Linked DNA regions of Homo sapiens: region 1 is linked to region 2. The links are chromatin loops, found by intact Hi-C in ENCODE. Cell type or tissue: ascending aorta. All regions are shown on one strand. Each heading gives the region's core, and the rest is flanking DNA. Links, peaks and the distances in the headings are about the cores only. Region 1 overlaps TPCN1 (two pore segment channel 1). Region 2 overlaps DRC10 (dynein regulatory complex subunit 10).

What was found. Peaks named below come from ENCODE experiments on the same cell type or tissue, not always from the same donor. Only the 100,000 strongest peaks of a DNase experiment are listed, where the experiment ranks them.
Region 1: it touches region 2 in a loop (3-fold over the local background); 25 of 110 quality-filtered maps call a loop at or near these places.

What each region holds. Positions count from the first base shown.
Region 1 is chr12:113,237,910-113,253,961 of GRCh38, reverse strand. All of the region lies in intron 2 of TPCN1 (two pore segment channel 1), which reads right to left. Among named protein-coding and RNA genes, the nearest start is that of TPCN1, 24 kb to the right of the region's middle. RefSeq lists enhancers at 1,856-2,356, 6,791-7,454, 7,455-8,118. In ascending aorta, for the core only: no CTCF peak of the experiment used is centred there; DNase peaks (open chromatin) are centred at 7,761, 7,961, 9,651, 12,141 and 1 weaker place; H3K4me3 peaks cover 2,345 bases; H3K27ac peaks cover 8,000 bases.
Region 2 is chr12:113,187,059-113,203,110 of GRCh38, reverse strand. DRC10 (dynein regulatory complex subunit 10) reads left to right here. Exons shown (of 5, transcript NM_001330452.2): 3 at 2,298-2,531; 4 at 5,499-5,570; 5 at 7,222-7,665. The coding sequence ends at 7,536. It overlaps RITA1 (RBPJ interacting and tubulin associated 1), which reads right to left. Exons shown (of 4, transcript NM_032848.3): 4 at 10,743-11,801. The coding sequence ends at 11,294. Among named protein-coding and RNA genes, the nearest start is that of RITA1, 9.4 kb to the right of the region's middle. RefSeq lists enhancers at 160-1,051, 10,966-11,619, 15,749-16,052 and a silencer at 8,713-9,007. In ascending aorta, for the core only: CTCF peaks have their summits at 5,799 and 5,999 (motif pointing left); DNase peaks (open chromatin) are centred at 6,000 and 9,130; H3K27ac peaks cover 4,287 bases.

The DNA of each region.
Region 1 (16,052 bases), core at 4,692-12,691, 49 kb before region 2:
AGGAGTCGGGGATGAGGAATGCAGATGATGATTTTAAACTACTGGTAGCAAACATTTGTTGAGGTTTACTGTATGCCAAAACCTATCCTGCGGCAGATTTTATTTTCCATAAATGGCCACCGCATTATCTTTCACCTTCCATGCTCTTCTGGAACCTTGCTGCTTCTCCACACACAGGTAGAAGCTGTGTTTCTTCCTCTTGAAATCAGGTGAGCCTTTATGACTGCTGTGACTAACAGAGAACAGGGAACCTCATGACTTCTGAGGTTATAAAAATACTTTCACCTTATTCTCTTGGGGCACTTACTTGTGGAACCGAGCAACCATTTTGTAAGGAAGCCCAAGCAGCTGGTGCAGACAGAAGACTCAAGGCTCCAGTTCACAGCCCAGCTGAGCACCCAGCCAAGGGGTAGCACCAACTTCTCTGCCACATCAAGGAGCCATCTCAAAAATAGATCCTCCAGCCCCAGTTAAGCTGTCCAAACAGATGTTACGTACAACAGCAAAAAGACAACTCCACCAAGCCCTGCTCAAACTGCAAACTCAAGCAAAATAAATGTTGCTATCTTAAGGCACTATGTTGGGGCAGTGATTTGATACAAGGGCAACAGATAACTGACACCTATCTAAATACATTGTATCTATTAACCTACTTAGTTCTTACAACAATCCTGCCAAGTAGGTAATATTATTATCAACAGATAACTGATACCTATCTAAATACATTGTATCTATCTGTTAACCCACTTAGTTCTTACAACAGCCCTCCCAAGTAGGTAATATTACTATTCCCACCTCAGACTTGAGGAAACTAAGGTGCAGAGAAGCTAAGTAACCTCCCCGGGTCATGCTCCTAGTGAGAAGAGGGGCTGGGATCCCAAACTAGGCTGCCTAGCTCCCAATCGGTAGACTACTTGCCTCTCAAGAATCAGAAACTCCAAAAGCGTGACAGGGTAGTTAGTGCCAAAAGGACCAAAAATACACTAGCATTTCCATCACTACAGTGGAGTTGCAAGTAGGAGGTGGGACATCTGGGTGCGGTTTGAACTTGGTAATTCTGACCCTTCTCTTCCCAATAGCAACAGAGTAGCATTCCCTACCCTGATCCCAATGCTCATTTCTGAAAGAACTAAGCCCTAGGCAGAGACAGAAGAAGGTCAAACCACCGTCCTCAATCTGCTCATGTGGATCAGGGAAGCCTGAGCCAAAACGTGACTCCTGAGCAGAAAAAGCCACAGGCAAGCAGCTGGATGGAGCTGCGTCCTCGTGAGCCCATGCCCTGTCCTCCACGACCTCCACATGCCCCAGCAGGGGCTGGCACCGGCAACACAGAAGAGTCCTAGGTAACATAAATAACAATGATGGAGCGGAGCAGGCAGCTGCTAGCTGGCACAGATGGCAGCAGCCATTAGTGCCACCCTCCCACTTGACACTAGACACGAGTGTCTATGTGAGCGGCTGCCGTGAAGACCCCCTTTGGAGCCTTCCTGCCCTTCTTCTCACACAGGGGTCTCCTCGAATTGACAGGAGCTTCCTCCTTGTGCTCAGGAGGCTCTCTCAGCCCGTTCCTGGTGGGGAGACAACGTCTGGTCCTCCTCAAAAGCTCCCCTATCCCTTACCACTTATACCGCAGCATCCCTGGGACCAGGTGGCCCGACGCGTCCCACGGTGCAGGCCATTCCTTGCTAACAAGCCTCAATGACACTCCCAGCAACAGGTTTCTCCTGGGAGCAGGTAACCTTTGCTAATCTTTAGGTGTCCTGGTTTGGGTGAGAGATAGTCCCTCTTCCCCGATACATAACCCTTCAAAGCCACAAAGGACAGTTCCATTCAACTGAAATCCACAAGGACCACTGAGACAGGAAGGACCAAGCTTCTGGCTGCCCTGGGAGGACAGTCCTCAGAGCCAGAAATCTTAACCCGATCTTCTTTTTCACTCCTCATGGCCTGTAACTCACCAGGTCTGGAAAGGTCTCGTCCCTCTCATCTCTACTGAAGAGGTCTTTGGGGCCTCTTGTCTTTCACCTAAAAGCCTGCAGCAACCTGGACTCACTCTCACTGTCCAGGCCTTTCCTGACCACCTGACCCAGACGCCTTGAGGCAGGATGAATCAATCGGGTAAGGCCGAAGTCTCACGGTGTCACTCCACTACTTAAAATCCTTCCATGGCTTGCCTGCAGAAAAAGACTGACTCCTTGGAACAATGGGAGAGGATCTTTAGAGCTGGCTGCTGCTACATCCCTCTCCCTTTTCCCTATTCCTGTACCAAACTCCTAACAGGCAGGAGGGCTGTGGCCTGGGCCTCACGGGCTGGCCGCCGAAGGCAACAGGTGACCATGGAGCACCAAGGATGCAGGGAGCTGGCTGGAGCCCCCCCACGGGACAGCGAGCAACACAGAGACAAAACATGCGCCCCGTGGCCACAGACCACACATGGCTGGTGGGTGAGGGCAGACACGTAGCAGTGTTGCCAATGGTGGAACGAGGACTCGGGAATGGACTTCACAGGGTGTTTCTGCTAGATCTGAAAGGGCTTTGTAATAACTAGAAATGAGGGACCGGCACAGAGGGCTTTAGTTTTAGAGACAGGGTCTCACTATGTTGCCCAAGCTAGACTCAAATTCCTGGACTCAGGCGATCCTCTCCCCTTGGCCTCCATTTGGAAATAATTCTTTTTATTGAGCCCAGGCTGTAGTGCAGTGGCACTATCATGGCTCACTGCAGCCTCAACCTCTTAGGCTCAAGCCATCCTCCCACCTAAGCCTCCAGAGTAGCTGGGACTATAGGCATGTGCCACCATGCCCAGCTAATTTTTTTTTTTTGTAGAGATGGGGTCTTGCCATGTTGATCAGGGTGGTCTCAAACTCCTAGGCTCAAGCAATCCACCTGCCTCGCCCTCCCAGAGTTCTAGGATTACAGGTGTGAGCCACTGCACCTGGCCGGAAAGAATTCTTCTATTTTTATTTTTTAATTTTTATGTATTTTTTCTTTTTTTTTTGAGACAGAGTTGCTCTGTCGCCCAGGCTGGAGTACAGCAGTGCAATCTCATCTCACTACAACCTCTACTTCTCAGGTTCAAGCAATTCTTGTGCTTCAGCCTCCTGAGTAGCTGGGCATGCACCAACACACAGGCGTGCACCAACACACCCGGCTAATTTTTGTATTTTTTGGAAGAGACGGGGTTTTACCATGTTGGCCAGGCTGGTCTCAAACTCCTGACCTCAAGTGATCCAACTGCCTTGGCCTCCCAAAGTGCTGGGATTACAGGCGTGAGCCACTGCGCCTGGCCGGGAAATAATTCTTAATGAAAATATTCTAAGACCAACAACTGGCCTGTTCATCTACTCCTTTGTTTAGCAGACATTCCCAGGGTTGTCCCTGCCCAAGGTCAGCTCCTAGGTGCTGGGCCCTTAGTGGGGACTGTAGGAACTAGGCAGCCCTTGCCCTCCAGGGGCACCTGTCCACAGAGGCAGTGAGTACCCCATCACCACGTGGCCTCAAAAAGAGGCTCCACAGCTATTGGTTATGGACATTTCAATAGAGAAGAGGTTCACCAGCCAGTGAGCAGCTGAACTAGCTGCCCCTGCAACTTGTGGCATCTACATGTTTACAGGTATATGGTGACTTCAAGGGGAGCAGGCAGGTGGGTGCAGATGGCTTCAGAAGCAGCTCCAAACTGCAGAGCTGCCCCAGAGAGCTGGCAGTGCCACAATCTGAGCAGGGCCCAGCTGCCTAGATCCTGCTGGCGCCAAAAGCCTTCCACAAACACTTCCTTGCTGCTTAGGGAGGGCAATGGCATCTTTTTTTAGCACACGCGTCCCTCTCCCACCTCCCGATTAACTGCAGCCCCCAAATCTAGCCCCAATCTCAGCAGCTCAGCTTCCGCTAAAATAACACACACAAACACTTGCGGAACAAATTCTGTGAGGCAGGCACTAGTCTCAGCACTTTATAGGTGAAATAACTTCATCCTCGCATCAACCTTAGGAGGTGGATACCATCAGCATCCCCATTTCAGAAGAAGGGTGATGGGACAGAAGCACAGAGATTGGTCAGCTTGTCCGGGGGCTCCCACATTTAGAAAGTGACGGAGCTGGAGAATAAATGAGGTCTGTGCTTGGAACCACTCTAACTGTGGGCGGTGTCATTCCACATGGTCTGCACAGTCCATTAATGGTGTGCCATGGTCGGGGATGAGAACCATCCAGGAACCAGAGCCAGCGTGTAGAGGCCATCACCGCAGGTGGCACTGTGCGGCACTTCCTTCTCCTAGTACTTCGTTTTTGTTGTGTTTTATGGAAGTAGAGGTCCTCTGCTGCAGAGTATGGGAAGCGCTGCTGCGTAGCTCTCCTGCGTGAATTGTAGGCACTTTCTGCTGTTGTCTTAGAAGCAACGACTGTCAGGTCAGGAGCAGATCCTAGAGACCACCTAATTCATTGCCCAGCTTTTAGAGATGGGGAAACTGAGGGCAGGGAACGTGATGTCCCCATGGTATAGGGCCAATTGGTTACAGCGCCAGGTCTAGCATCCAGGCTTCCTGGCTCCCCATCCAGAGCTTTCCTTCATACAATCATCTGCCACTCACCTCTCACTAGAGAAATGTAGGGGGTGGCTCCGCTGACCCACTGTCTGCCGTGCGGTACGCCGGCCACTGTCTCTTCTGATGGACAGCATACAGCTGTGAAACAGGCTTAGCATCTATGACCCAAATCAAAGAGAACACGTGGCCGGTTCTCGCACAGACGGTCCCTCCATTGGCCAGGGCTCTTGGGATGCACTCTTATGGGCCACAAGTGACTGGGGGCAGGAGAAGGCCCTGGGGTGACTGAGACCACATTTTCCTGGCCATACCGGTGCTGAATGGAACAGCTGCACCAACAGAGAATCTTGGGGCAGGAGGGGCCTCAGGAATCAGGAGGCTCCTCCTCTCCCACAATCAGCTGAAAGGCCCACAAATAGGTGCTGCACCTGGCCCACAAGACCTCGCTCTCACCAGCTCCCCTGCCACACTGTGGCCCAAAACAGCTCTCCCCTAGACTAGCACAATCCCTTCTCTGTCTTCCTACTGTCTGTTCTTCCCTCTGTGGCCTATTCTTGACACCAGTCAGAGAAATCCTCTATCGTGTGTGTGCGTGTGTGTGTTTTTAGGTAACTTTTTTGTTTAATATAACAAAAATCCTAAAGAACACTAAGCCAAATGGTATCACTCCTCTGCCCCAAACGTGCCCCAGCCTCCCTTGATCAGAGGGTCTCGTGGAACCTGACCCGCAACCTCTCCAAGTCACCTCGTCCTGCCTGCCCCTCGCTGCCGCCATGCTAACCTCCTTGTTGTTCTGAAACGTGCCTGGAACACTCCGCCTTGGGGCCTCTGCCTCCCCGATCTTTGGCTGCTTTGTCACACCTTCCAGTTTCCACAAACATTTTATCAGAGGCTACCCTTGGCCTCCCCTACAAGGTGAGACCACATCACTCCGTCCCCTCAAAGCGCTGAGGCTTCCTCCTGGGGCTGTCACCACCTGACAGGGTATCTGTTTAATCGTGGGCCTGTTTCCCCGCCTGGAATGTCAGCTCCAAGAGGGCAGGGACTTTTGTTTTGGTCACTGTGGTGTTCCCAGGCCCCAGAACAGCGTTGTACACAATGTGTAAGTGGTCAGCAAACATGTCTGAACTGAAGTGAAATAGAAGGTCTTGCTAGCCCTGAAGATTCCACACACCCCCGTGGGGCACTTAAGGATGGCCAGGGCCTGGAGGGCGGAGAACAAGGAGCCATCCGTGGGGCCTGGCAGGCCTCGGGCAAGAGGGCGGGCTCCACCCGGGGTGCAGTGGGCAGCGCCAAAGGGTGTTAGGAAGGGGTGTGATGTGGTAAGTTTGTATTTGTAAAAACCTTTCTTTTAAGGATCTGCGGAAGAGGGGCTGTTTTGTGTTAAGAGTAATTCAGGGTAGAACCTTGAAAGGGAAAGGGGAGAATAAGACTCAAGAGCTAAGGTGAAAGAACAGCGAATTCTCCCCCTCCCAGGACGGACTTTGTTCTGTGCTTCTAACCACTCAACCTCAGAAAACAGGACTTGGAGTGCTCATGTGGTCCCAAAAGGCAAAGCATGATCGCTCATTTCTCCACACGGAGAGAGGGATGGAAGGCCTGGGGTGACACTGGCCACTCAGGGACTTTTCAAGAAAGCCACAGGTGATCGCAAAGGGCCTCCTTCACATCAAGGCACGAGCAACTGGGCTACATATTTAGGGATTATAGAAAGGGTGCAAATGGAAGGCGAGGAGCCACAGTTCCATTCTGTTCCTTTTGTACGTGGCCTTCACGCAGCAGTGCAGCTGTACCAGCCAAGACGAGGGCACGGCAGGGGCCGGGTGGGGCTGGGCCACCTCGTGGAGTGCTAATCCCCTGCCCTGTCTGCTGTCTAACCCTCTTCCCCACTTAAGAGGTTGCAGAAGTGGCTGAAGGGACAATGGATATGCTCCCACTCCGAGTGCTGCGTTGTTCCCGCAGAAGGTATGCTCGAAGGCTCGGCAGCTTTCTGAGGAGGACATTTCAGGCCCAGAAAGCGGGAAGGCAGGGGGCAGAAGGGGCAGATCAAAGGGGACAGGCTGATAGCCAAGTCCTGGTAAGTCAGGATGTGAGCCTGGTGAGTCAGGGTGTGAGTGCAGATGGAGTGGTTTCTGGGAGAATGAGCCCCTGCTTGCTGGGGAACCAATCCCGGCAGGCCCAGCTTCCTCAAAATGAATACCCTCCACGTGGGAACTAAGAGCATGTGCAGGGGCCCCCAGCTGGCCTGAGTCATCAGCACTGTGTGTGAAGCTAGAGGACACTCTGCCCCACTGAAGCCCATCGTGCCCACTGGGTTCACTCCAGGACCTCTACCTGGGCAGCCTCGAATGCCAACAGTTGTTTACACCCACCTGCTCTAGTGGCCTGGTGCCTTGTTCTGACCTCCTACTGCCCACAGACCCTGGGCAGAACCTCCAGGTCAATGACTGGCACTCGCATCTTTGGAGTACCAGGCACAGAAAGCACAGGAAGCATCCTAGCCAACAAAGTGACCGGGCAGGCTCACCCCGCATCACCCCAGTCCAGCCCCTTCCTCTGTGTGCCGGGGCTGGCCCTCTCCAACTGGTGCTCATTACGGACCACGGAAGAAGCAACACCTTTGGCCTCTGACCTTGGCACTGTTCTTGCCCAGAGCAGAACGGGTTCTTCCAGGCCAGCTGGAAAGGCAGGAACTGGGGCACGTCGCAGGGGCCCAGCTTGAGAAGACAGGACGACCTCACCACGGGGCTGTCAGGAAGCTGGCCCTCCACTGCCTCCTCCAGAAGGCCGGCAGCTAGCCCTTGCCTCTGCATGTTTACCTTTCCTGGGAGGCAACCGGGCCGGACATAGGAGGGAGGGAGATGAGCAGCAGCGTGGGCAGGCGGGCAGGATTTGCAGTCTCCCTGGCTCCCACAGCCAGCAAGCTCCACATGCAGGTTTCAGAAAGGACCAGAGGAGGCTGACCAGGAACACTCTTGGCAACCAGGAAGACTGTATTCTGCATCTCTGTTCTGGGCCTCTGGGGAAAGTTCCACGAAGGGAAACATTTTGTCCTGCCCTTCTGGTGCCCTGGGCAGACAGCTCTCTTGGGAAAACCAGACCAAGAGGACAGGCGCAGCCTTGCAGGCCTGCAGACTTTGGCCACTAAAGATTTATGTGGCACCAGCCCCTTAACCTCCCTCCCTGAATCCTGGCAATCAGCCCGGAGGAGAGAACGTAAAACCACTCAGAGGACGGGAAGGAGTGGAAAGAAACAGCTGAACTGACAGGCATGAGAATACAAAACAACAACGCAAACTCTGACTCGAAGCAGGAGAGACATCCCGGTGCAGAGGACAGGCAGACAAACCAGAATGACCTGTTTGCACACACGGTAACACTCCCACATGCTGATGTCACAGGGCCCAGACGCTCCCTCGAAACAGCTGGCTGCTTTGCACGCCACATCGGAAATGACCCTGCAGGGAATCCAAGGTTTCTGTTTGCTGGAGCACAGCATGCAGCAGCGTCCTGGTGGTGCCAGATAAATAGAAACAGTTTCCATATGCCAGCTATAAAGATGCACTGGGGAGGAGCAGGAAAGAACAGGCAGGAGGGGAAGGCTTCCACGACCCACCCCTCACCCAGCAGGCGCAGGGGGCAGCCCGGCTGCGTAAACCACTGGGGCCTTTCTTTGGTGCCTGGGCCAGAGATCGCTTTGGATAAAAGGGCCCCTCCTGGGAGGGAGCTCTGATCAGAAAAAGCAGAGAATGACTGTTCTCAGGAAGGGTGATACTGAGGGGCCTACCCCTTTTCTTTTCTTTTTTTTTTTTTTTTTTTTTGAGACGGAGTCTTGCTCTGTCGCCCAGGCTGGAGTGCAGTGGCGCGATCTCGGCTCACTGCAAGCTCCGCCTCCCGGGCTCACGCCATTCTCCTGCCTCAGCCTCCCGAGTAGCTGGGACTACAGGCGCCCGCTACCACGCCCGGCTAATTTTTTGTATTTTTTTTTAGTAGAGACGGGGTTTCACCGTGTTAGCCAGGATGGTCTCGATCTCCTGACCTCGTGATCCGCCCGCCTCGGCCTCCCAAAGTGCTGGGATTACAGGCGTGAGCCACCGCGCCCAGCCCCCTTTTCTAACCTCTCTCCTTTTTATTTTCTTTCTTTCTTTTTTTGGAGACAGGGTCTCACTCTGTTGCCCAGGCTGGAGTGCAGTGGTGCGATCATGGCTCACTGCAGCCTTTATCTCCTGGGTTCAAGCAATCCTCCCACCTCAGCCTCCCAAGTAGCTGGGACTACAGGCATGGATTGCCATGCCCTGCTAATTTTTTGTATTTTTTTGTAGAGACAGGGTTTCATCACCATGTTCCCCAGTCTGGTCTTGAACTCCTGGGCTCAAGTCATCCACCCAGCTCAGCCTCTCAAAGTGTTGGGATTACAGGCATGAGCCACTGTGCCCAGCCTCATTCTCATTTTCTTAAACACACACAACCTCACACATTCTCAAATGCACACATACACCCTCGCACATCCTCTGTGAGACGAAACAGAACCCTGGACACCCAAGTTCACTCCAGCTGTGCCTCCTCCACTCCCCACAGTTCACGATCTTAATCCCCAGAGCCTCAGTTTCTTCATCCAGAAACTGGGACCAGTGCCAACCGTGCTCCCAGCATCTCAGAAACAAATGCGAATACTCACAAAGCACTCGGAGCCCTCCGGAAACCAGCGCCTACCAGAATGACAACGAGCAACCGCCCCGCCGCTTGCCAGTTGTCACTGAGAGCCCCACACCATGGGAAAGAGCTCAAAGAGGAGAGGAAAATAAACCAGAGTGACACTGATGAGTTTTCCAGGCACAGCGTTGCCACCATGCTTCTGTGCCGGCTGGCTCTTCAAAGGCCCCCAGATAAAAATCTAGCATGAGATGCTACGCCGAAAGAAAGCAAAATGCACATCCCCCTGCTCAGGCCTTCTCTTTCTGATAATTGGTTGCAAGATGGTATGGAAGGTGGACCCGCATTATTGACACACGTTAGTAAAGGCTCCAAACCCAAGCAGAGCCCTGGGCAAATGTACCAACCTTCAGAAAGGCAAGAACTGGCACAGAGCCCTCCCAGTTGAATTGCTGGCCTCCAGCCCAAAATCTGTCCTGCCAAAGGCTTAAGCCAAAGGAGGAAAGGGAAAAAGAAAGGCTCAACGGGGCAGTACCACGGGTCAAGCCCTGTTCTAGAGGGAGGGACTCTGGTGTGAAAGTGGTCAGGATAATGCCCTGTGTCTCCTCTAACTCTGTTTCCGGCCACCTGAAAGGGACCTAAGTGGCCAAGTCCAGAGAGGTTCACTGTCATCCATGAGGCCAGGCCCAGGGAGCCTGGAACTGGCAGGGGATGGGGCAAGGAAGCGGAGAGCAGTTCTATAAATGGAGTGTGAAAGACATGGAAAGGCAGGAGGGGTGCAGATCAGAAACAGGCTTTTGGGAGTTAGGGGACAGAGGAGAATGTAGGCAGGGAGAGGGGCTGGGAAATGAGCACATCAAAATCATCGGGGGCAGTGACTGCAGCCTGAGATGCCCACTTCCTAACCGTCCACATGAGGAACACACAACAGACATCCTAAGGTTGCAAACATTGCCTTGAGAACACCTTTCTAAACTTTTTTTATTTTATTTTTATTTTTATTTATTTATTTTTGAGATGGAGTCTCACTCTTGTTGCTCAGGCTGGAGTGCAGTGGCACAATCTTGGCTCACTGCAACCTCCACCTCTCAAGTTCAAGTGATTCTCCTGCCTCAGCCTCCTCAGTAGCTGGGATTATAGGTGCCTGCCACCACACCCAGCTAATTTTTTGTATTTTTAGTAGAGACAGGGTTCACAAAGTTGGCCAGGCTGGTCTCAAAATCCTGACCTCAGGTGATCCACCCACCTCGGCCTCCCAAAGTGCTGGGATTATAGGGATGAGCCATGCTTTCCCATGGAGTGGGATTACAGGCATGAGTCTGTGCCTGGCCTCTAGTCTTAATAAATCACATGATAATTTTGGGGAGAAAAAGGGAGGATGTAGTATTTTTTTTTTTTTGAGACAGGGTCCCACTCTGTCATCCAGGCTAAAGTGCAATGGCACGATCTTGGCTCACTGCAACCTCCATCTCCCGGGTTCAAGTGATTCTTGTGCCTCAGTCTCCCAAATAGCTGGGAATACAGGCGCCCGCCATCAGGCCTGGCTAATTTTTGTATTTTTAGTAGAGATGGGGTTTCACCATGTTGGCTAGGCTGGTCTTGAACTTCTGACATCAAGTGATCCACCCACCTCAGCCTCCCAAAATGCTGGGATTACAGGTGTGAGGCACCGCACCCGGCCAGATGTAGTTTTAAAAGACTGACCACCTACATGCAAACACATATGGTTTAATTTGAGGAGACATTTATTCAGCACTTACTGTATACCAGGCATTGTGCTAGGTGTTGGATTAGAAAAGGTGAAACCATGGCCCTCGCCCTCATGGAACTCTCCATCAGTAGGTAATGAAGGATCGTGACTCTGGTGCACTGAGATCTAAAATGGGCTGGGATGACAAGGGCCCTCCGTGGGGGCTGGTGGCCAGTGGCAGGGAGGAACTCAGGGGAATGCCAGGGCTGGCATTTCAAGCATGAGGGATGAGGAGGTATTCACAGGGTGGATGGGGATGGGGTGAGTGGCACATTCTAGAAACAAGGATAGTCATTCAGAGAGCACAGAGACTTCAACAGCAGGGCACGTCTGAGAAACTGCAGAGGGTTCTGTAATTCTGAAGCTTAAAGTGCCAGAGACCAGTGACCAGGATGACGCAGTGGGCAAAGGTAACAGCCACGATTCGCATTCAGTACTTACCACACACCAGACACGGTTGAAAGGGCTTTACGTTAATTAATTCTTCTAAGTGTACAAAGGCCCTACAAACAAGACTTGATTATTATCCCCAGTTTACAGAGGGTGAAACTAAGGCCCAGAGAAGCTGAGTGACTTGCCCAAGGTCACAGAGGGAGGAAACGACGGGCAGCCAAGCCCTCACCTTTCCCTCCACTGTTTCCGCAAGGCTGGGGGTGTAGGCCAGGCGGAAAGCCATGCTGAGGGCCTGGACTTGAGCCACTGGGGACTAATGGTGTGGAGCAACCTGATCAGGTGTGCTACTTGGAAAAACACAGCCAAGGAGGTCAGTCCTGGCTAACTCCCTAACCCATCTGCAAACATTCTGCATGGGCAAAACCGCAAGTTCCTTTTCCCAGCACAGCCGTGGCCAGCTCACATTCGTGAGGCAGATTAAATTGCCAGGGGCCGCCACGGTCATTTTTATTGTCTAATCCTCCTTCCTGAGATGGAGAACTGTGTCTTGTCCCTACAGCATGCCCCCCGGTTTGCCAGATGTCCACGGGTAATTTCTTGGTGAGGCAGGACATGACTTCTTCTTTAGTCCATGAATTTCAAGACCCAACTTGGAATTGTACTTCCTGCTCCCATGCCACTGGGTTTATTATGAAACAAAGGGCTTTCCCTGCCACTGCTCACTCACTCACAAAGTATTTATTGAGTACCCGTCATGTGTAAAGTGTTTTAGACGCTTTAAAAAACATTTGTAAAGGCCCTATGCTTCCTGCTGTCTCATACACACACACGCACACACACACACACACACACACACACACACACGCAGAGGCACGCAAACGCCACTGTTTACCCAGTGAAGAGTACAGCACCTGTGCGAACATCTGTTCCATATTCACTTGGAAGCATCTGAAATGCTAATTGTGAAACACCCAGGGACAAGGAAGGGAGCCGGAGAAGAGCAAATGGAGATTAAAGGCATTTTTCACTGTGCACTGGTGCGCTCTGGTTCCCCTGCAAGAGGTCAGCAGAAAGCCAGTGCTCGGAAGAACAAGTTTGGCTTGAGACTCAAGCTGCATGAAGGCTACTGATGTGTCAGCTGATGGCATCCACTCAGCACAGATCAAAAGTCCGCTCTAGTCCTTAACCAGAAACACCTGGGGGCTGGCTGGACCCGGCTTCCATGAACACTGGCCACGCCCCAGCACCTGGATCTGCTGCTGCTGCTGCTGCAGGTGGCTTTGTTCAGAAGAAGAGTAACAAGAGGTGAGGCGGCCATGAAGCAAGCATGGGCACATTGGGGAAGTGACAGCTGGAGGACAGCTACATCCCACAGAGAGCTTGATGGCCTAGGCCTGCCACTTCTCCAGGGCCCTGAATTCCTATGCAGTCAATGGCCAGGCACTGCTTTCGGCCTTCCCTTCCTTTTGCTTCAGTTTCCCTTTCTGTTGGTGGGGAAGGCAGCCCAAAAGGAGCATTGTGAATAAAGGAAAATACAATGGAAATCAAGAAGCCACCCTAAAGAATGAGCAGGAGTGGCCAGGAGCGGTGGCTCATGCCTGTTATCCCAGCACTTAGGGAGGCTCACCAAGGTGAGCAGTTCACCTGAGGTCAGAAGTTCAAGACCAGCCTGGCCAACATGGTGAAACCCCATCTCTACAAAAATACAAAAATTAGCCAGGCATGATGGCAGATGCCTGTAATCCCAGCTACTCGGGAAGCTGAGGCAGGAGAATCACTTGAACCTGGGAAGCCGAGGTTGCAGTGAGCCGAAATTGTGCCTCTGCACTCCAGCCTGGGCAAGAGTGAGACTCTGTCTCCAAAAAAAAAAAAAAAAAAGAATGGGCAGGAGATGGAGCTGCTTGATTTTTAATTCTCCCTGCAACACAACAGGAATGGTAGTCAAGGAAGTTAACTACTGTCCCTCAACTGCTACAACACTTCAGAAAATGCAAACTACCAACTCACATCCCTTAAGAGGAACCGGAAGAATGTGAGAACGGAGGAAAGGTTCACATCCTCAATGCAGAAAGTCCTTCAATTACCTACTCATGGGTTGAGACTCTGACTGTAGACAATCATATACTGATTTTACAATGAAGAAACTGCAACTTAGGAAAAAACAAGCTCAGCTCCTCATTCAAGGATGTTCAGCTATCAAGAGACGATGCCAGAAATTCAACCCCATCCTTTGCAGACTGCGCGACACTCAGAAAATGTTCAACCGTTGTAGACACCAGCAGGTACCATCACTCCTCAATAGACACACATTCATCACAGCCTAAGAATCTCCCAAGCCACCTCCATTTATAGACTTCTGTGTCCCCATACACTCTGGACGGCGTCTGGTCTCCAAGAGGAAATAGCAAAAAACAACATGCAACAAAATCAAATGGGCCAACTAGGCTGGAGGCTGAGTGGACTTTAGCACTCATAAAATCTGCGCCCTGTTGAAGCTACCAGACTGGCTCGAGGCTGTGCAGTAAAAACTGCAATTCCAAACAACCAGGCAGGCCAGCCAAGTGTGAACAGCCGAGCCCGCAAGAAGAGAGGCCCCTCGAGAGTCACAGAGAGAAGACATCATGCTTGTCGACGACCACCCACAAGTGAAAGGCAGCGCAGCCGGCAGCTTGGAGCAGCTCCAAGCCATTAGCCAGCACTAAGCACAGGTCGCTCTGCCCAAGCTGGTTTTCAGCAAGTGCTGAAAGAATTAGGAAAAAAAAATAATAAAATCCCAATCTAACAAAAAGAGAGATAAAAAAGAGAGACAGGCAGTCTACAAATGGTAGGGCGGCGACGGGGAAGCTTAGATGGAAGGAAGGTTGGGATTGGACATGTGTGGGCTCCTGGGGAGTTCGAAGCTGGAAGCAGAGACCCAAACATCCAAAAAGTAGGCTGTTCCTAGGGGCAGCAACGCCATGCCCTGCTGGGCTACTTCTGGTCTGATCACATGTGAATGAGTCTCCTTGTCACCCTCCAGTGGCTCCAGGGGCTGGTTTAGCTGTGACAGTCACCTGGGACCCTGGATGTTTTTGGAAACCGGTGACTCACTCCCAGATATGCAACTTCTATTATGTCTATTATTGTGCCCAGAATATGTGTAGAAGAGACATGATCCCTGCCTTTGCAAAACTTGTACTACCAGAAAGAGGCACAGCTGTGTAAAACATCAGCACCTAAAACAACAGCCATTAACACCCAGGCATTACACTGGGTTAGGCCTCTACCTTCCTGCCCTGCCCTGCCCAGTCATCTCAAACAGGCATCAGGGAGACACAAGAAAGAAACTCACAAACCAGGTAAGCCCTAGCTGGGGGGAGCAGGATTCACAAAACCCTGCTTGATGCTGGATGAACAGAATGGGTATTATTCATACTACGAAAGGATTCTTTGCCAAACTTAGCCCTCCCACCTATATTTTATTTTGAAATATATATGTATATATGTATTTCTAGAGACAGGGTCTTACTCTATGCCCAGGCTCGAGTGCAGTAGTGTGATCATGGCTCACTGCAGTCTCAGACTCCTGGGCTCAAGCAATCCTCATGCCTCAGCCTCTCAAGGAGCTGAGACTACAGGTGTGCACCACCACACCTGGCTAACTTTTTTTAACTTCTTTTTAGAAATGGGGTCTCACTATGTTGTCCAAGCTGGTCTCAAATTCCTGGCCTCAAGTGATCCTCTCGCCTTGGTCTCCCAAAGTGCTAAGATTACAGGGTGAACCACTGCGCCTGGCTCCCACCCGTATTTTAAATTACCTAATTCATCAAAACTCCATTTTCTCACAATCCATCATGGCACAAAGCAAACTCTGATTCAATCATCAAATCGATCACATCCCGGTGCTGGGGAGCGAGTGGGTCTCTGTGCCGTGAAGAGCAGAGAAAGAGGTATAAACAGCATACCTGGAGAATGAGAGACTGTGGAAACACAACCACTATCCTCAAAGGTTAGGGAAGGCTCTCAAGGCCTTCAGCTAAATAAACAGGAAGGGCCAGGAGTGGTGGCTCATGCCTGTAATCTCAGCACTTTGGGAGGCCGAGGCAGGTGGATAGCAAGAGATAGCAAGAATGGCTCTGGGGAAGACTTGGTCATTTAAGGTAGCAAAAAGGACACTCTAATATACAGCTACTGGATTGTTGCCAGGCCAAGGAGCAGGGGTCACACCCACGTGGCACTCACAGGACATATCTGCAAGTCTTCCAAATGCTGCTGAAGCAGGAAGCCACCAAAACTAGGACCCCTAAATCATGTTTTTTAAGGAAAAAAAATAAGCGGCACTGCTGCTGCAGTAACATGATGCTCTCTGCTTGCTTCTACAGCTAAAATATGTGGGCAAAGAGATCAGAATATTTTTAATAATTTGTCATCCAAATACCCAAGCTGTATTCCAAGATGCCAATTCCTCAATACCGGAAGTGTGGCTATGAGGATAGGTTTCTCCACTAAGTGGGAAAGGCAGAACATCAGGGCTTTATCGTGAAGGAGGATGATAAAATGAGAGGTAGGCTGCCATCTGAACAGACTAAGAACTTCCTGATCAACCCAAGATGGGTTGTTCAGGGGACTGTGTCAGTGCACTGGAACAAAGCAGGAACTTATCTGCCGGAAACAGAAGCCACACTTTTTATTCAGGAGAGTGGCCCTGGAACTTCAACGTACTTTCTGATCCTAAGA
Region 2 (16,052 bases), core at 2,567-10,566:
GAGGTTGCAGGGAGCTGAGATCGCACCACTGTACTCCAGCCTGGCTGCAGAGCAAGACCCTGTCTCAAAAAAAAAAGGGAAACAGTAGCATGATCCCAAACCCTAATAATAATTGTCATATTGCACACATACAGTGTATTTAGTTTAACATACATTTTCTCTCTAAATCTTTACAAAAACCCTGTGAGATGGTGTATGAGTACAGATTTGGCTGCTATAACAGAGACACCCAAAATAGCTGTGGCTTAGTCAAGATGGCAGTGTATTTCTCTGTAGTGGAAACACCGGAGCTGGTGTGGCATCTCTGCTCCCCAACTTGTCAGAGGTCTGGTTTCTTCTATGTGACTTCCCTGCTGTCCCCAACATGGGACTTCTGCTTGTGGGCCAAGATGGCTGCTCCAGCTTTCCCCATCATGTGGCCCCCAGTCTAGCCAGCAGGAAGGAGGAAAGGGGAGGAGAGGGCTTGGTTCTGCCCCTTAAGGACACGTGTGGAGGTGGCACACAGAACTTCCATGCATATCTTGTAGCCACACCCAGCAGAGAGAAGTGCTAGGAAGGACCGACCACCCGTCACTGGGGCTGTGTTATGCTCCACATTCTACCCCACAGCCTCTCTGGGGAGAGCAGACATGGGGGTAGCCAGGCTGCACTGCCACAGGCCCTTCTGTTTCTATCCCCCACCACTGATGAAAGGTTCAAGGCCCTGGGAAACTATTCACAGCCCCCTCCCTGGTGCTGGGTTGGGCACTTCTCACTGAATTTGTCCTTTAAAGCATTCACCTGACTTTGTGGATAACATTCACCTGACTTTGTGGATAACATATGTGTGTGTGATTTGTGTGGTCTTGAGGGGTCTGGCTCCTCCACAAGAAAAGGGGGACCTTGTCTCTTTCAGCCTGCCACTGTGTCCCCAGTGAGCCTGTCCAAAAGAGGGGCATGATGTATACTTGTTGAGTGGACAGAGGACCAGCTGCTGAGCCCTCGGGCAGGGAGGTTACTAGTAAGGTGGGAGGGGCATCATCTAGGAATAGGCAGAGGGACACAGGTGGCCCTGCTGGTCTCATTCAGGTGCTAGAACCAGCTTGGGGCTTCACCTTGGACTGACCTGGGCTCAAATGCCATTTTTGCCAGGTGGGCAAATTTCATGTCATTGAACCTCAGTGTACAGTGAGGGGAGACACCAATCAGGCACGTGTGGGGAGTCTACAGGGAGAGCTCTGACTGCCGATCATATTCCCAGCGCCTGGTGCCTAAAGCCTTGCCTGCAGGATGGGCTTGCCCCAAAGGCACTGCCTCCCTGCCCCCAGTGTGCAGGAAGTGAGCAGATGCCCGGCGGGCCTGCTGCCAGCTGACCCAAGCCCAAGATGGTGGCGTGAGCAGCCATAGCACCGCTGTGCTCAGAGGGAGACTCTAGTGTAGTGAGAAGCCTTGAGAGCTTCTTTACAAAACTGTCTCATCCTCCACCCCCATTCCTGTTCTAGAATCCACCCAAGGCAGGGGACAAGCCAGACATGGGCCCTCAAGAAAGAGCCCGGTGGCAATCCCTGCAGCCTGTGTTCATCGCACACCTTCATGCACCCCACTAAGTGTCTCTGCCAGCTGGGCCTCCCCTGCTGTGTCCCCAGGAGGAGCATCGCCGCTGTCCCAGTCCTCCCCTGTGGCCTCAATCCAACAAGCTTGTACCCTTCACTCGTGCAAGGAAATAGAAAGTGGTGGCCAAGAACGTGGGCTCAAGGTCAGACAAACCTGGCTTCAGGCCCCAGTTCAGCTGGGCAACCCCAGACAGATGAAGCCACCTCCTTGAGCCTCAGTTGTCTTGTCTGTAATCAGGCTGTCCCTGACCTCCATTGTGGGGTTGGGGGTGTGATTAGAGAGATATAACCCAGGTGGCATGCCTGGCCCTGAGGGAGGATGCAGTGGTGCCAGCCTCTGGTGACTGTCAGTGGATATGGAGAGTTGCTTTTTTTTTTGAGATGGAATCTCACTCTGTCACCCAAGTAAAAGTGCAGTGGTATGATATCTCCGCTCACTGCAATCTCTACTTCCTGTATTCAAGTGATTCTCCTGCCTCAGCCTCCCGAGTAGCTGGGATTACAGGCATGCACCACCACACCCAGCTAATTTTTGTATTTTTAGAAGAGACGGGATTTCATCATGTTAGCCAGGCTGGTCTCAAACTCCTGACCTCAGGTGACCCACCCACCTCAGCCTCCCTAAGTGTTGGGATTACAGGCGTGAGCCACTGTGCCCGGCTGGGCATGGAGGTATTAACGGAGCCCTTTCTCTTCCTGGCTTAGGTGGAAAAGGAGAACTTTGTGATCCAAGAACTGAAAAACCACCTGCACCAGGTGCTCAAGTTCTCAGAGAACAGCCTCGTTCGCACTAAGCAGGAGGCTGAGAAGCAGCAGAAGGCCGATTTCCGGGCATCACAGGCCAGGGTGGCCAAGATCCAGCAGGAGATCCTGCAGCTGCAGTCACAGTTTTACAACCTGGTCATGGAGAACCGGGAGGCAGAGCAGGCGCTGAGGAAGGTGCCCCGGGAAGCAGCGAGGATGGGCCGAGGGGGCCCCTGGTGGGGGGGATGGGTGGGACTGTTCCATCACTCCTGGAGGTCCAGCAGTGTTGGGCAGGGCAGGACTGCACCAGCTACTCAGGAAGTGGCTTGGTGGAGGGGAAGGGCACAGGAGCAGGGAAGGCCCAAATCCAAGCCAGTGTCTCCTGGGAGGCAGGAAGGGGCAGCACACAGGCCTGGGGACAGGGGACAAACTGGGATCCTGTCCCAGCATTGCTGCATGCCAGCTTTGTGACCTTGGGCAAGTTCCTCAACTCCTGAGACCCCACAGGGATAATACCCACATCGTCAGAGGCTGGGTGCCCTGCAAAGGAATGAAGAAGTAGCATGTAAAGCTCAGGCTAATTACTCAACTCCTGCCCAGCTGCCGATTTCACACCTCAGAAATGAAAATGCTAACATTGGTCTTAATGGTTGTTACATGAGAATTACATGAGATGGTAGTGAGAGAGCTGGTGCATAGTAAGTGTTCAATAAATATCATTTCTGACCGGGTAAGGTGGCTCATGCCTGTAATCCCAACACTTTGGGAGGCTGAGGTGGGAGGATCGCTTGAACCCAGGAGGCGGAGGCTGCAGTGAGCTGTGATTGCACCACTGCACTCCAGCCTGGGCAACAGCAAGACCCTGTCTGTACAAAGAATAAAAGATAAATTAGTCAGGCGCTGTGATGTGTGCCTATAGTCCCAGCTACTTGGGAGGCTGAGGCAGGAGGATCACTTTAGCCCAGGAGTTTGGAGGCTGCAGTGAACTATAACTGTGCCACTGCATTCCAGCCAGGTCAACAGAGTGAAACCTTGCCTCTTAAAAAAAAAAACCCAAAACCTTCATTTGCCTTCTCCTTCATCATCTCAGCCAAGACCCAGGCCTAGCACACACCCAACTTCCAAATCTCTTTCCTTGTAAAAGGCACCCTTTTTAATACTTGTCTCCAGTCTCTTAGTGTCACACTCTTGAGCATCTGATGGAAGCCACGGGCCTCTCCCCCAGAAAGAAGGCACAGATGCACTTACACATCCTAGTGGACAGTTCCCTGGGGAGCCCAGTCCCCCTGAAGCCGGCCTACCCATGGTGCCCAAGCTAAGGGCTCTTGCTCTGTAGGATTAGGGGGTTTATTTATTTATTTATTTATTTATTTATGTTTGAGACAGGGTCTCACTCTGTCACCCATGCCAGAGTGCAGTGGCGTGATCATAGCTCACTTCAGCCTCCAACTCCTGGGCTCAAGTGATCCTCCCATCTCAGCCCTCATGGGTCGCTGGGGCATGTCACCACGTCTGGCTAATTACAAATTATTATTATTGGCTGGGAGCAGTGGCTCACGCCTGTAATCCCAGCACTTTGGGAGGCTGAGGCAGACGGATCTCCTGAGGTCAGGAGTTCGAGACCAGCCTGGCCAATGTGGTGAAACCCTGTCTCTACTAAAAATACAAAATTAGCCGGGCGTGGTGGCATGCACCTGTAATCCCAGCTACTTGGGAGGCTGAGGCATGAGAATTGCTTGAACTCAGGAGGCGGGGGTTGCGGTGAACCGAGATCACACCACTGCACTCCAGCCTGGGTGACAGAGCGAAACTCCATCTCAAAAGAAAAAAAAAAAGTATCATTTTTTGTGGAGACAGGGTTTTGCTCTGTTGCCCAGGCTGATCTAGAACTTGTGGCCTCAAGCAATTCTCCCATTCCCACCGTGGCCTCCCAAATGGTTGGGATGAGCCACTGGCCCAGCCTGCTTATTTTTAATTTAGGTGAAACTTACATAACATAAAACCATTTTAAAATGAGCAATTCAGTGGCATTTAGTATATTCACGATGTTGTGCCACCCCCACTTCCACCACTTCTATCTAGTTCCAAAACATTATCACCTCAAAATAAAACTCCATATCCATTAAGAAGTTACTCCCCATTCCCTTATTCCCCCTGTCCCTGGCAATCACTAATGTGCTTTCTGTCTCTGTGGATTCACCTATTCTAGACACTTCATATGAATGGAATCTTCTGTGGCCGTTGTGTCTGGCATGTTTTACTTAGCACTGTGTTTTCAAGGTTCACCCATGTTGTAGCATGGATCAGTGCTTCACTGCTTTTTATGGTGGAAATAATCTTTTAAAAACAAGATTAGATCATGTCCCTCCACTGCATCTAAATCACCCAGTGGCTTCACCTCACCCTTTCCTGAGAATACAGCCTCCTCTTGCTGACACTCCCTCTGTGACACAGCCTTTTCCTTGGACCTTGTTGGGGACCACTTTCCTCCTCGCCACTCCCTTCCAGTCACACTGGCTTGATTTCTGTCCTTTAATTTTTTTTTTAATTTTTATTTTTTGAGACAGTCTTGCTCTGTCACCCAGGCTGGAGTGTGGTGGCATGATCTCAGCTCACTGCAAACTCTGCCTCCTGGGTTCAAGTGATTCTCCTGCCTCAGCCTCCTGAGTAGCTGAGATTACAGGTGTGCATCACCATGCCTGGCTAATTTTTGTATCTTTAGTAGAGATGGGGTTTTGGCATGTTGGCCAGGCTGGTCTCAAACTCCTGGCCTCAAGTGACCCGCCTGCCTCAGCCTCCCAAAGCGCTGGGATTACAGGCGTAAGCCACCACGCCAGGCTGATTTCTGTCCTTTAAACAGCACAAGCTTGTTCCTACCTCAGGGCCTTTGCACCTGCTGCTTTCTCTGCCTAGGATGTCCTGGAACCAGGCTGCTGGCATCAAATTCAGGCTCTGCCACCCATTAGCTCTGTCACCTTGGGCAAGTAAGATAGCATGTCTGAGCCTCAGTTCTCTCCCCTGTGAAATGGAGAAAAGGGAACCTCCTTGTTCAATAGGCGAGGCATGTCAAGCACCTGCCAGAGCCTAGTGATGCAGAGAGTGCTCAGTGCTGTTGATTGTTAATATATTCCATCAAACAATGACAAATTGGATCTTTTCTAGAAGAAATATAAAGTGGAAACGGAAATCGAGAACTGGATCCAGAAATATGATACAGAGATGGGTGAGAAGCAGGTATTTGTCGCTGAATAAGTCTCTCTCGCATGCTTTTCCCAAGACCTTCTAGGAATGGGATGAATGGGAAAAGTAGCCTTGGGATGGTCCATGGAGTGGGCAAACTTCTGAGCCTCTCTGCAGGGAGCACTTCCCTTTGTTTAAAGGGTTTGTCCAGCCTGGGGCAGAGTGAGAGGTGGGAAAGAAAAGAGCCAGAAGCTGCAAGGCCAGGTGCTGTGGCTCATGCCTGTAATCCCAGCACGTTGGGAGGCTGAGGTGGGAGGATCGCTTGAGCTCAGTAATTCAAGACCGGCCTGGGCAACAGAGCAAGACTCCATCTCTATTAATTTAAAAAAAAAAAAAAAAAAAAAGCGACTGGCTAGAAGGGCCTGACACTCTGACACTGGGCCTAATGATCATGGCTCCATCTAGTGTCCACATCCCATACTCCTCTGGATGGGCTCCTGCCAGCACCCCTACAAGGTGGGGCTCCTTCCCACAGACTCAGATGGGAGCCTGCCTCCACTGCATCACTCAGTCACTCAGCCAGTTTTTATTGAGCACCTGAGATGTGCCAGCTGTGTGGCCTTAAGCAAGGTACTTGACCTTCCCAAGCCCGTTTCTGCATCTGATTAGCAAAGGCAGTAATTCCCATTTTGGGACCATGGCGGGGATTCGGTGAGACACCATGGCTGCAAGTGTGTGTGCCCAGCACAGGGTCTGGCCTGGAGGGAAGTGCTCAGGGGGTGGTAACCTTCAAATCGAGACACGCCCAAACCCTTCACCCAGCACTGGGATAACATTGGTGGCCCATGGCTCCAACCCAGGGGCCAGGGAGGACTGGGGAGCACTGGAGAGCACTGGAGGTAATATGCGCTGGAGTGAGCCAAAGCCAGGTGTGCTCTTCAGAGAAGGGCAAGTCAGAACCTTGTCCTGGGCAACCATCAGGGCCTGGAGAGGGGAGCTTTGCAGGCGGGGGCTCTCATTTCTCTGGGTCCCATGAGGGTTGTGGGTTGGTTGCGGGCAGGGACTTTGTCCACCCAGCTCTGTGTCCTCTGGCAGTGCTCTGCTTTTTGTAGATGCTGGGAAAACATCAGTGGAAGGAAGGAAAACGGGTGTAAATGACAGCAGGAGAGGCTATGGTTAGACATAAGGAAGAACTCTGGGACTCCGTTTGAGGCCTGAGAAAGTTCCTTCTCCTCTGGTGTCTTGTGGAACAGACTGCTTTCATGGCAGCAGCCTCCATTTCTTGTGTCCCCACTGTGTGCCTGGCATCATGTCCAGTACATTGTGTCCATCGGGTCATTTAATCCTAGAAACAGCCCCTGGCTTCGGAATCGTCCCCATGTTTCAGATGAGGAAAAACGAAGGCCCGAAAGGTGAAGTCAGTTGAGGTGTGGCAGAGCTGGGACTTAAAACTAAGTCTGCCCAACTCACAAGCCCATGTTCTTTTCCTGTTCCTGAAATTATTTCAGTTGGGTCCTTCCTAGAGCTAGGATGGAGCCCATCCCCTCTCCCCATCCATGTCACTGGGACCGAGAGATGCTGAACAGCTTAGCTTAGGGGCATCGCTGGGGCAGAAGACCATTTGGGAAGGGTAAGGGGGCCTCAGGGAGGAGGGTGGGAGGAGGCACTCTATGTGTGGTGACCCCAGCCCCACCCCTCACCCCAGGAGGAGTTGGAGGATCTGGACGCTGTTCACAGGGAGGAGAAGATCTCGCTGGAGGAGCTCAGGCGGAGGCACAAAGTGCTGGTGGGAGAGTTTGCGCAGATCCGGGAAGAGCGGGAGATCAACTCCAAGAAAAGGATGGAGGCAGAGCAGGAGATGGTGCGCATGGTACGGGCGGCCACGCTCATCCAGGCCCTATGGAAGGGCTATCTGGTGCGCTCCCTGCTCAGATCCAAGAAGAAGCGGGGCAAGGGCAAAGCAAAGGACAAGGAGAAGGGCAAGCAGAAAGGCAAGGAGAAGGGCAAGGGCAAGAAATGAGCTCTCCACCCAGCCCGCTCCTGACCCTTATCTTCCCAGAGACCAGGCCAGGAAGGCCCGAGATGGAGAGCACTAAATTCACGGCTTTCATGTTTTTATTTAATAAATTAAAAAGTATTTGAAGCCACATTGAAGGGAACGCTCTACGAATAAATCTCTTTACCCAGGGCTGTGGGCTGTGTGTGTCCAGCTCACAGATGGTGTTTCCATGAGGAGCGTGCAGCCTGGGGTGTCAGCCCAGAGATTATGGTTCCTTACTTCAGCCTTAGTGGGAAACCAGACCCCAGCTGCAGCCCGGAAGCTGCCATGGCCATGATGGACACATCACTCACCAGGGCAGCGGGGTGTGGGTCACAGCTGCCCATAGGGGGCAAAGAAGCAGGCAGGGAACTCCAGGAGGAGCGGGGCCTCAGGTTTCAGGCTGCCCCTAACCCTGTTCTGGGATTAATTTGCTTGCAACTTCCCCTGCTCTAGCACTGTGAAAGCTCAGAGGGAGTCCTGAGGTCACAGCAGCCCTCAGCCTCACATTCCAGGGAGCTGAACAATTATTTAAAACAACTTTTTTTTTTTAAAGTAAAAAATTTTTAGGCCAGGAGTGGTTACTCACACCTCTAATCGCAGCACTTTGGGAGGCTGAGGCAGGCAGATCACTTGAGCTCAGGAGTTTGAGACCAGCTTGGGAAACATGGCAAAACCCCATGTTTTATTTTTTGTCTCTACAAAAAATTAAAAAATTAGCCAGGCATGGTGGCACACGGCAGTAGTCCCAGCTACTTGGGAGGCTGAGGTAGGAGGATCACTGGAGTCTGGGAGGGTCGAGATTGCAGCGAGCTGAGATTGTGCCACTGCACTCCAGCCTGAGTGACACAGGAAGACCCTGTCTCAAAAAAAAAAAAAAAAAAAAAAAAGGGTAGGTAGAGACAGGGTCTCACTATGTTGCCCAGGCTGGTCTTGAACTCCTGGCCTCAAGCGATCCTCCTGCCTGGGCCCCCCAAAGTGCTGGGATTACGGGCATGAGCCATCACCCCCGGCCTGAACAATTATCTTTAAATTATTTGTCAGCATTTAAAAAACTGAGGGCTACCATGTAGAAATCCAACACTCTCCCTTTTCTGGAAAAAAATCTAATCATCCAGATATCCCAGGTCTGCATATCTCCTAGGGCTCAGCAGCAGCAGCCCCCATTAGATGGTAAAGTAAGTCGCCCCCATCCTCACCACCCCCAACTGCCTTACATACACCACAGCCTGGTGTCCGTTGCCCTTTAGTGTCACCTTGGGCTACTGCCAGATTTTACTGTAGTTGGGAGGAGGAAAGAGGTTTGTTTTTTTTTTTTTTAGACAGAGTCTTGCTCTGTTGCTCAGGCTGCAGTGCACTGGTTGGATCTCAGCTTACTACTGCCTCTGCCTCCCAGTTTCAAGCGATTCTCCTGCCTCAGCCTCCCGAGTAGCTGGGATTACAGGCATGCGCCATCATGCCTGGCTAATTTTTGTATTTTTAGTAGAAACAGCGTTTTGCCATGTTTACCAGGCTAGTCTCAAGCTCCTAACCTCAAGTGATCCACCCACCTTGGCCTCCCAAAGTGCTGGGATTACAGGCATGAGTCACCATGCCCAGCCAGGAAAGAGAGGTTATTTCTGGCCTATGTCTGTGGAAACAAAGGGGAAGATGGGAAGGCAAAAGAGAGATGGATGTTTCAGGAAAAACTGAGGTGGGCGTGAGTAACTAATTGTTAGTGAAAGTTCCAGGAAGCTTAAACATTCTATATGTTTAAAATGCACATTGCAGCTGGGCGAGGTGGCTCACACCTGTAATCTCAGCACTTTGGGAGGCTGAAGCGGGAGGATCACTTCAGGCCAGGAGTTTGAGACCAGCCTGTACAACATAGTGAGACTCATGTCTCTTTTTTTTCCCTTTTTTTCTTGTTTCTTACTGGAAGGAATGAAATCCCTCTCTATAAATTTTTTTTTTTTTTTTTGAGACAGAGTCTCGCTCTGTTGCCCAGGCTGGAGTGCAGTGGCACGATCTCGGCTCACTGCAAGCTCCGCCTCCTGGGTTCACGCCATTCTCCTGCCTCAGCCTCCCATGTAGCTGGGACTACAGGCGCCTGCCACCGCGCCCGGCTAATTTTTTGTATTTTTAGTAGAGACAGGGTTTCACTGTGTTAGCCAGGATGGTCTCGATCTCCTGACCTCGTGATCCGCCCGCCTCGGCCTCCTAAAGTGCTGGGATTACAGGCATGAACCACCGCGCCCAGTCCAAAAAAATTTTTAAAAGAAGTTAGCCAGGCATGGTGGTGCATGCATGTAGTCCCCGCCACTCAGGAGGCTGAGGGGGAGGATGGCTTGAGCCGGGAGGTCAAGTCAGCAGTGAGCTATGATCGCACCACTGCACTCCAGGGTGGGCAAGGAAACGAGGCCCCGTGTCTTAAAAAACAAAACAAAACAAAAAAAAGAAACACCAAAAACAAACAAACATACAAACAAACAAACAAAAAACAAAGCATGTTTGCATGAGAGCACAGCTGGCCTGCCTGACCCCACAGGTGTTTCTGTGTGTCACTGGTCCTGGGCACTGCAGGTCTCCCTCCCCAGCAGTGTCCACTCTTCCCTGCCCCAAGGCAGACGTACCAACCAGATGATGTGGCTTCCAACTGGACTCCCTAAAATCCTGGTGCCTCCTGGAGGTGCCTTACAGGAAGACGGGGGCAAGGAGAGGCCCAGAGCCCAGCCCACACTGCCCAATCTGGGTGCAATTCCATCTGCGCAAAGGCTTTGTTGCTTTTCCTAAGTCCTGGGCTGCATCCTAAGTGCTCTGCAGACACACATGTCACTGTCTGGCTTTCTTGGACCCTCCACTTGGCAAAGTCCTAGCCATTGTGTTTTATTTCCCACCTTAACACACACACACACACACACACACACACACAAACAAACTTAAAAACAAAACTAAAAAAATACTATTGTCTGTACTCTGAGCTAAGGAAGAGCCGGCCAACCACAAGTTAGTGGCATTAGCCAGAAGCCGACGGGAGGAAGAGTCCAGCGCTTCCCGAAGCCCCAGATTCCCAAACTTCAGTTACCCACTCACCGCTGTCATGTTGCCTGCCACATCCTTGTACTATCTGTTGTATTTAACTTTGTTATTTAAATCAACTCAGGCCTAACAATGGCCTTTACCCTGAGGGGGAAAAAAAGTGACATTCATGGCTTTGATGAGCTGATCTATTTAGTACATGAAAATAAATTCAGAAGCATATTAAGATGAAACAGTGTTCACTCACAAATCTCCCAGTTGCCGTTGTGTTCCCCAGGCTTCACAGACAGCCTGGAAAAACTCCTCTAGGGCTTGCAGACTTAGCTGGAAACTAATCCTGAGCAGGAAGCTTGGCTTGAAGGGATAAGAGGGGACCCTCCAGGTTGGCAATCACGCCGTTTATTCGCACTTGGCAGCAAGACAATGGATGATGTGGGAGGTGCCAGGCCCCTGGGTTGGCACTAATTTGGAGTATGGTTGAGACAGGGCTGGAGAGAGGCATCTTAGAGGTGGCCCCCAAATCCGCAATCGGGAGAAAAAGGCAAGAATCGACTAGAGATTGTCAGGATAAAGGGAGGCACTGCCCACCCCTGCTATGTCTGTCTGCCCCCACAGGGGCTTCTTTAATACCTGGGGTTCCCTGGGTGATGAATGTCCTCCTACCCTGGCAAGGGGCCATACCTGTCGCCGTGGCCCCATAGGCAACCCTGATGAAAGAGTATCATTTCCAAGGGGGCTTTGGTTTCTGGGTGGCCCCACCTCGTCGTGGGGTAGATGGCACTGAAATGCTAACTGAGCGAGCCCTGGAAGTCACCAGGGGGCTCCGGAAGGTCACCCCTGACGTGGAAGGCCTGAGATCCTGAGGCCCATTTGTGTGGGGGGCACTGGTGGCTGGATGACCAGTGCTGGGGACATTCAGGTGGGTGAGGGAATGGGAAAGTCCCCGCTTCAGGGGGCGTGAAGAGTGTAACCCACCCATAGATAACTTCTGGGAGTCTGCCGCTGGCCCCGGCTCTGTCTTGGAGGGACCAGCTGGGTGAATGGCTCGCAGTGGTGCCTCCCTGGGGCGGGGCGAGTGGCTACCCCTGGGGGTAGGTGGTGGCGTCCACAAGAGAGCACGGAGCTTTGCGGCATCCCCCTTCGCCATCCGCGGGGCCCCGAAGCTGGCGCCTTCAGATCGGGAGCCAAACAGCGACTCATCACAGTAAGACGGGGTGTGGCTGATGGGTCTGGCAAATGGAAGATAAACGCCATGAGCTGGGGGATGAACAACCCCTCAAAACTTTAACAGCTCTCCCACCCACCCTGGGATGGCAGCAGCAGAGGAGGGTTGCCTGCAGATCCCAGGAGTCCTTGTCTCCCAGTCTGAAACCTACAGCGAGGCCACAGCCTCTTAAGCACCACTGCCCCCGGTCTCTGCTGATTTTCCCTGCGAAACATCCACTGCCCCTGCATCCTGACCCCATTCCCAGACATGTGCCCCAGGCCTGGACAATTTGCATATTCCATCCTCCTGGCCACATGGATTGGTTCACGAATGGCCAGATGACCCAAGCCTGTCCAATCAGAATCTGCCTTAGGACCTTGCAGAAACCACTAGGAAAGAGATGTCTTTCTGCCACCTGACTTTACTTCTTGCTAAGCTGATAGGATGTCAGCCCAAAGCAGCTTGTGGCTATCTCCTTCCTACTGAAGATTGAAGGGCATGCAGGGAAAAGCAGCACTAAGGTGGAGACAGACAGTTCCAGCCACAGTTTGAGCCCCTGTTACAGGAGCCCCACATGCCTTCTCCTGGGGAAGCCAGTTTGAATAAGTTTTCTGTCACTTGCAATTGAGAGTCACAATTAGTATAACCTTAGTCTTTATAGCCTCCACTTTTTCTTTTCTTTGTGAGACACGATCTCACTCTGTTGTTCAAGTGGAGTGTAGTGGCACAGTCACAGATCACAGCAGCCTCAAATTCCTGGGCCCAAGCAATCCTCTCACCTCAGCCTCCCTAATAGCTGGGACTACAGGCACAGTGCCACCAAGCCCAGCTAATTTTTTTGTTTTTGATTTTTAGTAGAGATCAGATTTATGTTGCTCAGGCTGGTCTTGAGTTCCTGAACTCAAGCAGCCCCCTGCCTTAACCTCTCAAAGTGTTAGGATTGCAGGAGTAAGCCACCGTGCCCATTTTCTTTTCTTTCTTTCTTTTTCTTTTTTTTTCTGAGACAGAGTCTCGCTCTGTCACCCAGGCTGGAGTGCAGTGGTGCAATCTCAGCTCACTGCAACCTCCGCCTCCTGGGTTCAAGCGATTCTCCTGCCTCAGCCTCCTGAGTAGGCGGGATTACAGGCATGTGCTACCATGCCCAGCTAATTTTTGTATTTTTAGTAGAGACGGGGGGGGTTTCACCATGTTGGCCAGGCTGGTCTTCAATTCCTGACCTCATGATCTACCCACCTCGGCCTCCCAAAGTGCTGGGATTACAGGCAAGAGTCACTGCGCCCGGCCTTTTTTTTTTTTTTTTTTAAGAGACAGGGTCTCACTCTGTCACCCAGGCTGGAGTGCAGTGACGCTCGCTGCAGCTGCGAACTCCTGAGCTCAAGTAATCCTCCCACTTCAGCCTCCAGAGTAGCTGGGACTACAGGTATGCACCACTATGCCCTGCTAATATTTTTATTTTTTGTAGAGACAGGGATCTCACTATGTTGCCCAGGCTGGTCTCAAACTCTGGAGCTCAAGCGATCCTCCCACCTCAGCCTCCCAAAGTGCTGGGACTACAGGCCTGAGTCAGCCTGTCTGGCCTTTTTTTTTTTTTTTTTTTTTATTCAACAGATATTCACGGCATACCTGCAAGATTCCACGCCCATAGTTTTTTTGGCCAGGACTGAAAGTGCTTCTATCCCCAAACTGCAAGTCTTTGAAAGGGCAAGCTTTTGCCACTTGGTTTAGCTGCTCAAACCACATTGGCTAATGCCTGTATATGTCTGGTGCCAAGGTTTTTGCTCAATAACTTCTCTACCTCTTATGCAACCCCTCACTTGACACCCTCTACCTGTTGGCATCCAGAAGAAAATTCCACCCTCCAGGTGAGCAAGGAGTTGTCACCTCCCTTTTCATGGACACCATACTTCCTAATGCAGCCTATCTTTACCTCAGTGTTTTCAGCCATGTTGTAGGTATCAGTGTTGCTAATCTCCACCTGACCCTGCCTTGTCTACAGAACTGGCAATAACTGATTCTTGTTTTTATAATAGGTATCATTCCCATTCTCATTTCATTTCTCTCATCTGAAATATGTCCCTGTGGTTCAGAATGAACCCTAACTTTAGCTGGCCAGTTCTTATGGACTGAATTGTGCCCACCCAAATTCATATGTTGAAGCCCTAACCCCAAATGTCTCTACACTTGGCCTTAATTATTTAGATTAATTAAAGGTAATTAAGGCTGGCCAGACATGGTGGCTCACATCTGTAATTCCAGCACTTTGGAAAGCAGAGGCGGGAGAACGACTTGAGCTCAGGAGTTTGAGACCAGCCTGGCCAACACAGTGAAACCCCGTCTCTACTAAAAATACAAAAATTAGCCAGGCATGGTGGCGTGCACCTGTAATGCCAGCTACTCGGGAGGCTGAGGCAGGAGAATTCCTTGAACCCGGAGGTGGAGGCTGCAGTGATCCGAGATGGTGCCACTGCACTCCAGCCTGGGCGACAGAGCCAGACTCCATCTCAAAAAAAAAAAAAAAAAAAAAAAAAAAAAAAAAAAAAAAAAGGTAACTAAGGCTAAATAACATTATAAGGGTAGGGGATCCTAATCCAATAGAACTGGTGTCCTTATGAGAGGAAGAGACATCAGGGGTGTGTGTGTATACAGAAAAGGCCCTTGCATGTAATTGAAGGATTAAAAAAAAATGAGAAAAGGCCCTATGATGACACTGTGAGAACGTGGCCAACTGCAAGCCAAGGAGAGAGGCCTCAGGAGAAACCAAACCTGCCAACACCTTGATCTTGGGCTTCCAGCCTCCAGACTGTGACAAAATAAATTTGTGTTGTGGCCAGGCGCGGTGGCTCATGCCTGTAATCCCAGCACTTCGGGAGGCCAAGGCAGGTGGATCACCTGGTCGGGAGTTCAAGATCAGCCTGACCAACATGGAGAAACCCCGTCTCTACTAAAAATACAAAATTAGCCAGGCATGGTGGCGTAATCCCAGCTACCAGGGAGGGTGAGGCAGGAGAATCGCTTGAACCTGGGAGGCAGAGGTTCAGGTTAGCTGAGATGGCTCCACTGCACTCCAGCCTGGGCAACAAGAGCAAAACTCCGTCTCAAAAAAAAAAAAAAAAAATTAAGTCAGGCATGGTGGCATGTGCCTGTAGTCCCAGCTACTCAGGAGACTGAGGCAGGAGAGTCGCTTGAACCCGGGAGGTGGAGGTTGTGGTGAGCCAAGATCGTGCCACTGCACTCCAGCCTGGGCAACAGAGCGAGACTCCATCTCAAAAAAAAAAAAAATTGTGTTGTTTAAGCCACCCAGTCTGTGGTATTTTGTCATGGTGGCCCTAGCCAACTACTGTGCTAATCTTCTGTGTCTTTGTCCAAACCACTGATAACAATAAACAGGACAGAGCCCTGTGGCTCACCACTAGACACCTCCCTCCAGGCTGATATTAATCTGAAACAGTCCAAATAATCTAATTCTAATCTAATTAATTAACAACAATAACAATTTGCATTAGTTCCTATTTTTCTAACTTGTTCATAAAAATGCAGCAAGAACCATTTTCAATTTTTTTTTTTTTTTTTTTTTGGAGACAGGGTCTCACTCTGTCACTCAGGCTGGAGTGCAGAGGCGTGATCTCAGCTCATTGCAATCTCTGCCTCCTAGGCTCAAGTGATCCTCCCACCTCAGCCTCCCGGGAGCTGGGAGTACAGGCGCACACCACCACACTTGGCTAATTTTTGCATTTTTTATAGAGACACAGTTTCACCACGCTGCCCAGGCTGGTCTCAAACTCCTGAGCTCAAGTGATCCCACCTCAACCTCCAAACGTTCTGGGATTACAGGCATGAGCTACCCCATGTGGCCAAAACCCATTTTCAAAATGACTTCAGAAACACCACATCTATGTCATTTCAAGGATCGAACACATTAATATTAATAAGCTTATGCAAATTTCTCTGTGATCTTATGCCTCAGCTGACTCCTCTGGGCCTCAGATGCCCAGTTTGTGACATTTGGGGATAGGGAGTTCACCATCACAACCATCAACACTACCATTTATTGACAGCTTTCTAAGTATTAGGTTACTGTGCGAAGCACTGCAGACCCCTCTCTCATTTAATCCATCAACAATCCCCCTAGGTAGGAATAATTGGTCCTATTTTCCACATGAGTAAACTGGCTCAGAGAGGTCAAGATGCTTGCCCAAGGTCACAGAGCAGGTGAACACCAGAGCTGTAACTGGAATCCAGGTGGCTGCACTGAGTACAGGATTTGCATCTCCCT